Regions from separate parts of the Homo sapiens genome. Here region 1 is linked to region 2. The links are chromatin contacts, found by Hi-C or POLR2A ChIA-PET in ENCODE. All regions are on one chromosome and are shown on one strand. Each heading gives the region's core, a stretch centred on a gene start or an enhancer-like site at or near the end of the contact. The rest is flanking DNA. Distances are from core to core; before and after follow the strand shown.

The links. A loop is a pair of places that touch in the nucleus more often than their neighbours do. ChIA-PET counts read pairs that join two places held with the same protein, here RNA polymerase II (POLR2A). Pooled maps may share reads with other maps.
Region 1: a map of PC-3 shows a loop between it and region 2 (4-fold over the local background). The contact joins two enhancer-like sites. A Hi-C loop is called at or near these places in 9 of 168 maps with a recorded cell type or tissue (GM12878, HCT116, K562 and 6 more), 17 of 37 single-sample maps with no recorded cell type and 15 of 50 pooled maps. POLR2A ChIA-PET finds 5 or more read pairs at or near these places in 1 of 52 experiments (H1).

The regions. Positions count from the first base shown.
Region 1 is chr1:119,740,693-119,744,875 of GRCh38, forward strand. PHGDH (phosphoglycerate dehydrogenase) reads left to right here. Exons shown (of 12, transcript NM_006623.4): 10 at 1,075-1,205; 11 at 2,115-2,352; 12 at 3,194-3,523. The coding sequence ends at 3,348. Among named protein-coding and RNA genes, the nearest start is that of HMGCS2, 26 kb to the right of the region's middle. Within about 2 kb of position 1,744, at least 7 of the 41 ENCODE cell types and tissues checked have a DNase peak (open chromatin) inside an H3K27ac peak, as active enhancers do.
Region 2 is chr1:119,615,838-119,620,372 of GRCh38, forward strand. It overlaps ZNF697 (zinc finger protein 697), which reads right to left. Exons shown (of 3, transcript NM_001080470.2): 3 at 3,540-4,535. Among named protein-coding and RNA genes, the nearest start is that of LINC00622, 19 kb to the left of the region's middle. RefSeq lists a silencer at 1,595-1,795. Within about 2 kb of position 2,699, at least 2 of the 41 ENCODE cell types and tissues checked have a DNase peak (open chromatin) inside an H3K27ac peak, as active enhancers do.

The DNA.
Region 1 (4,183 bases), core at 494-2,993, 120 kb after region 2:
GTTAAAAAAAGTCGTTGGAAAGATGTACTGAATATTCATAAATCATGTTTATGTAGCATTTTTAAGACCTAGATATTTTGGGTGCAAGAGAAACCTCTACGAGAGAGAGAGTTTCATGCGAGAGGTCGTAGGATGGCTGGAGGGAGGCCCTAATTAAGCAACAGGATGCTGGATTCTGGTTTTTGGCCCTGTCTCTTCCCTGCTGTGTGACTCTCCCTTCTGAGGCTTGGATTCTTCACTTGTAAAGTGAGAGTTAGGGGCAGATGAGCCAGGAGCGGTGAGGACACTTTGTGCTCTGTAACTTACTAAGGTGGTACCTTGGGCCGTCTGACAGCCCTCGAGAGAGAGTTTGCTCAGCCGTGGAGTGGGAATGAGAACAGTGCCCTCTGACCACCCCTCGGGCTGCTGAGTGGGCTGTGGCCACCTTTGCAGTGGATCCAGTACTGTGCGGATGTGGTTGAGTGACCAAGGAGGGCTCCAGTTTCCTTAACCCTGTAGACGTGTATCTTTCCCCATGGACTCTTGGGTGTCTCACAGTTGGGCAGAGATTGCAGGGAGAGGGCAGCTAAACCCTAGGCATTGACAATACCAGGGAAGGGCAGAGCCAGGGGGTCCCACTGGCCTGGGTGTCCAAGCGCCGAAGGAAACAAGGCAGGGAGCTGGGCAGCAGTTGCTTCGGTTACTTCTTTCTGCTTTGATTTCCTGAGGCTGGCAAGGCTCTGAGTGCCAGGAAGGGGTAAGAGTAGGGAATTTTCCTGTGTCCCCTGGGAGAATAATAGGTAGGCCAGGATGGCCAAGCCAGGTGCAGGGTTGGGGAGCGGAGTGGAGTTGAGCTGAGTTTTGGAGAGGAGTTTCTCAGGGTGGTTAAAACATCCTGGGTTTCCTGGCTTGGGCCCAGATTATGCCTCTTCTGAGCCCACTGAAGGGCGAGTGGACCTGCCTGGAGCAAGCTGCCTTTGGGGTCCCCAGGGCAGCGAGGAGCCCATAGTCCAGAGCTAGGTGCCAGTGGCTTCCTGCCCCCTCCTGTAGTGCTCAACAAACAGTGACCTCATGGTAGCTTCTCTCTGTCCCCAGGAACATCCCTGAAGAATGCTGGGAACTGCCTAAGCCCCGCAGTCATTGTCGGCCTCCTGAAAGAGGCTTCCAAGCAGGCGGATGTGAACTTGGTGAACGCTAAGCTGCTGGTGAAAGAGGCTGGCCTCAATGTGCGCCCCTCTCCCCCACGCTGCCTCCCCATCCCTGTCAGCACTAGTCTTCTCCCCCACATTTCCAGAGCCCGTTCTCTGAGCGGAGGCCTAGGTCCCAGCCTTGCATCGGCCTGTCTACCTGTGAGGGGTAGCTGCAGTTTCTTCAACTGCAAAATGAAGATACTGCCTGGCCCCGAGTGTTGCTAATGGCACTGCTTTGTGTATGAGTGCTGTGGGAATGGAGGCAGTAGAAGTGTCCCCATTTCACAGCCAAAGAAAATGACGAGCTAGTGTGTTTGACTCTGCCCGACATGGCTGCCAGGCCATGTTTGACTCTGCCTAACTCCCCTCAGGGCTCCTCATGCCGTAGCACCCGGGTTCTTGATTCACTTGCAAGCTCTAGGAGCCCTGCTGCCTTGCACGGCTTCCCGTTGGCGCCTTCCCCTCTGGTTCCCTGTTTAGATCAAAGTCTGTTTCAAAGCCTGTTGCTCAGCCAGTGGGAGCTGGCAGAAGGGATAGGCAGTAGAGCTGCCATGTCCTCACCCCTCTGCTCCCCTCCACTCCTGCATGCCAGTCATGCCACTGATGCCGTGCAGGAGGCTGTGTCAGAGCAGGAGGGGCCAGAGTGGAGTCTCCTCACAGCCCTGCCTCCCTGCTTTTCTTTCCTCCCTGTTTTCCTCCAAGCCTTCGCCTGTGCCTGGCAGATCTCTTTGCCCTCCCTTTAAGGAGATCATTGGCTGTTCCAGGAAGCTGATGCCGAAGGGCACACAGCTTGGCCCATTTGCCCTCTCCCTTCTGGTCCTGAATTACTGAGCACATTATCCAGGCTGGAGCCCTACATCCTACCAATGGGTGATTTGGCCAAGAGAGGAGGGTGGACGTGGTGCAGCCAGGAGGTGTAACAGTCACCTTGCCTTCTCCACACAGGTCACCACCTCCCACAGCCCTGCTGCACCAGGGGAGCAAGGCTTCGGGGAATGCCTCCTGGCCGTGGCCCTGGCAGGCGCCCCTTACCAGGCTGTGGGCTTGGTCCAAGGCACTACGCCTGTACTGCAGGGGCTCAATGGAGCTGTCTTCAGGCCAGAAGTGCCTCTCCGCAGGGACCTGCCCCTGCTCCTATTCCGGACTCAGACCTCTGACCCTGCAATGCTGCCTACCATGATTGGTGAGGAGGGCCCTGTAGGGCTGGCTGGTGTCCTTGAGGCTGGGGTGGGGTCTGCCCTGGAATTGAACTCTACCCACCTTCCTTTAGCCCCTCTTCATGTCCCAGGGTGTCTCTGGATCTGCACCATACAGAGGGTCTGATGCCAGTTTTCAGAACCTTCAGGGAGTGGATACTCAGTTCAAAGAGGGAAAGTGCCTTATCCAGGGTCACAGAGCAGCATGGCAGGGGTGGGGCCATAGCCTCTATTCCTGCCCAGCTGTGGATCCTCAGCTTGCCATGTTAGGTACACTGGACCAGCTTGTGGAGCCATAGCCCAGGAGCTCAGGGACATTGAGTGCAGGTTTCTTACTCCTACCTGCTGGCCCTGTGGCTGTCCCTGGTGGCCAGCCCAGCTGCAGCAAAACCTACAAAGCCTCCAGCCATGGTAGGCGTCTTGGACCTGCCCCAGTCAGCTGGGGCTTGGGCTGCTAGGGGTTTTGGCACACGTCCATGTTTGGCGGAGGGTGTGCCTTCAAACCCTGAAGGGCCTAATTTCACCATTCTTTCTGGCTGCCCAAGGGAACTTCCCTGCTTTTCTCCCTTGCTGTTGGCTGGATAAAACTGGCAATCAGAAAGTCAAGAGCTACAGCTGATGGTCATGGTGTTCCCAGAGAGTCAGGAATATCCATGGAAGCTGAGCAGATGCCCTGTTGCTCTCCCATCTCAGCTCTTTGATTCTGAGACCATCATCCGCTCATTGCACCTTTGATCACAAAAGCTTTGAACTTCTGATTCTGCTCCCAATCCCTCGCTCCTTTTTCCCCTATCCCCTGTGCCAACCAGGAGTTTCTTCTATTTCCAGGCCTCCTGGCAGAGGCAGGCGTGCGGCTGCTGTCCTACCAGACTTCACTGGTGTCAGATGGGGAGACCTGGCACGTCATGGGCATCTCCTCCTTGCTGCCCAGCCTGGAAGCGTGGAAGCAGCATGTGACTGAAGCCTTCCAGTTCCACTTCTAACCTTGGAGCTCACTGGTCCCTGCCTCTGGGGCTTTTCTGAAGAAACCCACCCACTGTGATCAATAGGGAGAGAAAATCCACATTCTTGGGCTGAACGCGGGCCTCTGACACTGCTTACACTGCACTCTGACCCTGTAGTACAGCAATAACCGTCTAATAAAGAGCCTACCCCCAACTCCTTCTGCACTTTTGTGTGGTCATTATCCTAAAGCGCCACCAGAGGGCGTCCAAAGGCAGACGTAGGGTTTGGTTTAGACTGCGGGAGCGGAGCGGGTGTGGGGGAAGATGGGGATGAGCAAATGGCTTGGTTGAGTTCTTTGAAGGTGATCCCTCTCTTGTCTGCCGAAGGTTACTCAGAGGCACTTTTACAGGAGCAAAGCTCAATGTATTTCACAGTGCTACGGTATTTCAGACCCCTTCCATCTGGGAATATACATGCACGTTAATAAGTAAGATTCAACACACAAGCCCAGCATTATGTACCAGGCACTGGGCTAGGTGCTTTACTTTAAGAGGAGAATTCAAACCTGACCCTTTTTCCATAGAAGTCTGGTGGGAGGGACAGAGCATGCAGAGGTGACTGGAAGCAGTGAGTGATGCTACAACAGAGGTGTATAGGAAATTCTCTAGAGTCCAAAGGAGGAAGTAATTTGAGCTGAGGATATTGGTGTCTCAGGAGATGTTTAGAAGGATTTCATAAGGGAAAGAAAGTGTAAAATTATGGGGGTATGAGACTATTTGGCAAGTTCACAAAGCAAGGTCAGTGTGGGTTGGTGAACATGTCACTTTTTTTTGAAAGATGATTTTCATGCAAAATACAGCTGAACGGCACTCT
Region 2 (4,535 bases), core at 1,449-3,948:
AGTGAGATGGCTTTCTCAATGTTCACCTAGACCACCGTCTGTAATGGTGACCTAGGATTTGCTACTTTTAAGATGAAAAGGGAGGTGAAGGCATAGAACTAGGAGGTTGCCCTACCAACATATTCATAAAGTGGGGTGGGGGGGGCGGGGGGCGGGGAACCTGGGATGAGAGACATTTAGAAAGAGGGCAGAGGACAGGTTTAACCAGAAGTCAGCTATCTAATCCATTTGTCTGGCCCATACAGCCCAACCTCCCATCTGAACATCAGCTTGTGGACGTGGGTGCTGCATAAATGGAGACAGGCAGGTGCCTCATGGTATAGAAATGAAAGTAGCTGGGGGTGAGAGAAACTAAGCAAAGGGGTGGAGGGCAAAAACAAGCGAGTATTCTTTTGTTTTAGAAGAAGAATATTTTTGCAAATAAGAGTGAAGAGTGAAAATCCTGGGTTCTTATTTCAATTTTGCCATCGAAGTTAAGCAAATCTTTTTACCTTCTTGCGTCTGTTTCCTTTCCCGCAAAATGAAGGATATGGCTCAGTTCTAAGGTCTGTTGCCAGTGACACTGGGCTGTAAAAGTGTAAGATGATTTGCATCCTCTGGCACCTGCACACTTCTGCAGCTAAACTTCATAATAACACAAGCCTCCATGTGCTTATTTGTTTGTATGAAGCCAAAGCTATTTGAGAAAGTGGTTTCCCAGCCCTTCCCTGGCTCTAGTGGCACCTGGCACCTCAATGGGAAAGGGGCATCATACCTCTCATAGGGTTGTGAAGGGTCAAGAAGTGGGGCCAAGTAGTAACCGATTCCCTCCCTCCCTGATATCTGATGACCACTAAACTGCAGAACTTAATGCTGACTTAAATACGGCCTTTTGTTTTGGCATTAAGCTATAGATGTTTCCCAAGAAGGTTTTAAAATTAATTCTTTGACAATCACTAGAAATTAAAATGGGCAGGACCAATAGAGACAGTGCCTACTGAAAAGGAATCAGAAACCCAGAAAAGTCATGCCTTGCTCAAGTCCACTGCCAGTTAATGCCAAAGCTCTGCCCTGCACACTCCACGCACAGCACACCCTCAAAGGAGAAGCAGAACTAGTTCCTTCTTTCTTCCTGTTCTCAAGAAAGGGAGGCCATGCCTTCTCACTCCCTCATCACCCTGCCCCAGGAGCTGGAAATCCCAGAAGACACAGTCCATATGCACAGCAACTGCCTCTCTCCTCCTTCTAGGCTCCCAGGAGCTATGACACAAGACTTTAGGACACCCCTCAGCAGCCCCTTCTCTGCAGCACTGGGCACAACCACCTGGTAACCACCTTGCTTCCTAACATTCACACAAGCTCCTGAATCTTACAAGAGCCTTCATGTTTGTCCTTTGGTTTGATTTCCCCACACCTCATACCCGCATCTTTCCACTGCACAGATGGGAGCAAGATCAAGAATACCTATAGGGCTTGGTCTAGGCTGCAGCAACACTCAGCAGTGGCTGTGGCAGTCCAGTGAATCTCAGGCTGTGAAGTCATGTCTGTGATTTCTACCAACTCTATTAACTTCAACACAGAAATCGGCAGAACTACTTCAGCTAAAACCTTGAAGTGACCCTCATTTCAGACATTCGCTAATGCTATACTTGACAAGAGAAAAGTCTAGCCAGATCCTTTTCCAGCCCCTTGACAAAGTGAACTAGCTTTTCCAAGGTTACACACTGTCCCTTCCCTCACCCAACAAAGCCAGCTAAAGTGGGCATTGCCTGATTTGCAGCAGTGGTGGGGACTCTGACTTATAGTTGCAGAGTCCTTGGCAGAGAATCTGCTTAATGCTGAGCCTTTGCTGAATGTATCATCTTGCCCTAGCATAACATGTGAAGCCTTGACATGAAGTTCCCCCCGGTCCACCTCCCATCCCTTGCAGCCCCAGGGGCCAAATCCTTAAAGTCAGACTTATAGTTGGCAAAATAATTCGCCCAAGCAGGTTGGGCAGGCAGAAAACAAAATAGGCCTTCACCTTCACCTTTAAATGGTGTTGGAATGTGTAAGCATCTCTACCTCTCTCATATCTGTCTCTCTAGCATTGAGCACTATGCCTGGCACTTGCCCACTCAGCTGAGGGGTGAACTTCTCAGGGTCTCTGCTCTTAATGAGTCACAGCCTTGGGGCCTGGGGAAGGCCAGTCATACACAGATGGTATCAGAACACCCAGGCAGAACCACTCCCTACCTCAGCCCTTGATGCTTTCAGAAAAGCATCTCAGTGGAGTGTCTTCAGTGAATAAAAAGAATGCATGGAACTGCTTCCAGTGAATCCCTGGTCTCCAGGAACTGGCGTCTGGCAGTTCTTTACTCAGGTTGGAAATCCTTCAAATACGTGTGTGGGAATGCCAATTTAAACATTGCACGTACACTGACACCTTTTTCAACCTCCTTAAAAACACAGGGCAACATGGTATATGGAACACCTTGCCACCCACCTCATTGGCTTCCAAAGCTGAGCATTCCCAGCTGCTGGAATGAGACAGGGCGCCAGCTGGATGCAGACAGCATTGTGAACAGTGCCCTGGATCCCACAGGAGCAGCAAGAAACTGAAACCCATTGGAATGTGCTTTGGGTTAGCAGAGATGACCTTGAAACCAGTCTAGCAGCAGAAAACTACAATCTACAGGGTACTTGCAGCTGTGATAGGGAGACAGAGGAGCAAGCACTAGGCAATTCATGCTGGAGGCTGGCCAGGTGTGCTCCTCCCCTCCCACCAGGGGCAGAGAGGATGGAAATTATGTGATTGCCAAGGGCAGCTGAGAAAAGGAGTCATGCCTGGGGTTTTGCTTTGTTGTGAGCTGAGTTGGGGGAATAAAGATCTGAGAGGAGCGGAGGAAGGCTGACTATGAGTGGTGAAGACGGTGAAGGCCAGCAGCAGCCTTCCACACCTATTCCATTGTCATCTGATGGACAGCCAAGACAAGCACTTTTCCTGGCTCTTACTTATGATATTGTCTTCACTATTTGGAGCAGTTGTGTGACAGGAGGCCTACCAGGAGCAGACAAAGCCTGATGCACCTTGCACTGCCCTTTGCCTCCATACCCCCCAGCGGAGGAGAGGATTTGAGCCTTATGTATTATTATACTTACTGTAATTCCCAAGAAAGAATGGGGGGTCTCTAATTGGTCCTACAGAGTTCTCAACCCTGTTTGCTCATTAAAATCACCTGGGGAGTTTCTATAAAACTACAGGAACTTAGGCCTCACTCCAATTAATTGCTCTCTTCATTTAAAAGGCAAACAATCCAAAAAGCTCTCCAAGGTTAAAAAAATCTGTAGCTTAAACTAATCAAACCTCAAGAATTCCAGGTTGACCAGGTACAGTTTTTCTAATTGGAATGTGGGCAGAGGCCCACTCACGGCAAATTCAGGGTGAAGTAGCACAGATAATATGCAAATGTGCCTGTATGGGTATGACTGTATTCTAATGCAACTTTATGTACAAAAATATGCAGGGCAGATTTAGTAGTTTGTCAACCCTTGTTCTACAAGAACATAGCTTCCATAGATAGAGCTGAGTGACATTTAATGTGTGGCAAAGAAGAATGACATGGTAAAAGACTGATATGGATTTAATGACAAATATTCCATATTGGTTGCTGAACACCAGAATGCTGTCCAAGGAACCATCGTTAAATAAAACAACCTGAAAATAAGGCAAATCTCACGTATACAAGCACACTCACACGAAACCTGTTACTTTTAGGATCATTAAATTATTCACTATTTTAACAAACAGCTGTAAAATAACATTACAGTGAAGAAAAATGTGCACAAACTTCAGAAACACAGTTTAGATTGTCTATGAACACAGGTCCTTAATTTGTATTTTTTCACATATGTACAGTCTCTTGATTGTAAAGAGACCACATGGCTCAAGGGGTTAACTTCTCATTTTCTCCTTCCAACTCGGAGCTCAAGATTTAATCAAAACCATTTAGCCTATTTAAATTGCTCCAGGTTTTGCTTAGTAAAGGGCAGCAGAGGAAGACTGCTCTTCATCAAATTCTCCAGGAAACAAATAATACACTTGCTTCCACCATCATTAATGAGTTGGTGGAAAAAGTCCTCAGATTAACGTTTTCAAGGGTGAACCGCAGTTAGCAGGGTTTGCCGAAGAAATATTATTCTAAAACTAGATAGAAGAAACAAACAACCTCCTGAATGCATTTAACCTCACTTAATGCAGGTAAGTTCCCTGAAGAATTGTAAGAAAAAATGGAATCACATTTTAAATGCACCAATAGAGTCGGGTGTTGGTAGTTGGATTGTTTTCTTCTGCTAAGAATGTGCTCATAGAAGGGATATCAACGTAGCAGCTGACTTTTTTATCCATGGTAATAGAAATAATGAGAGAGGTAAATGAAGTCCAAAGATTCCCACTGCCACTAAACTATTTTACATTAGCTTCACTCTCCACTCCCTGTTGAACCCATTCTCTAAAGTTGCTGATATGTAGTATATTTGATGCAGACGAGACCAGGCATAGCAATGGCAGCAAAAAA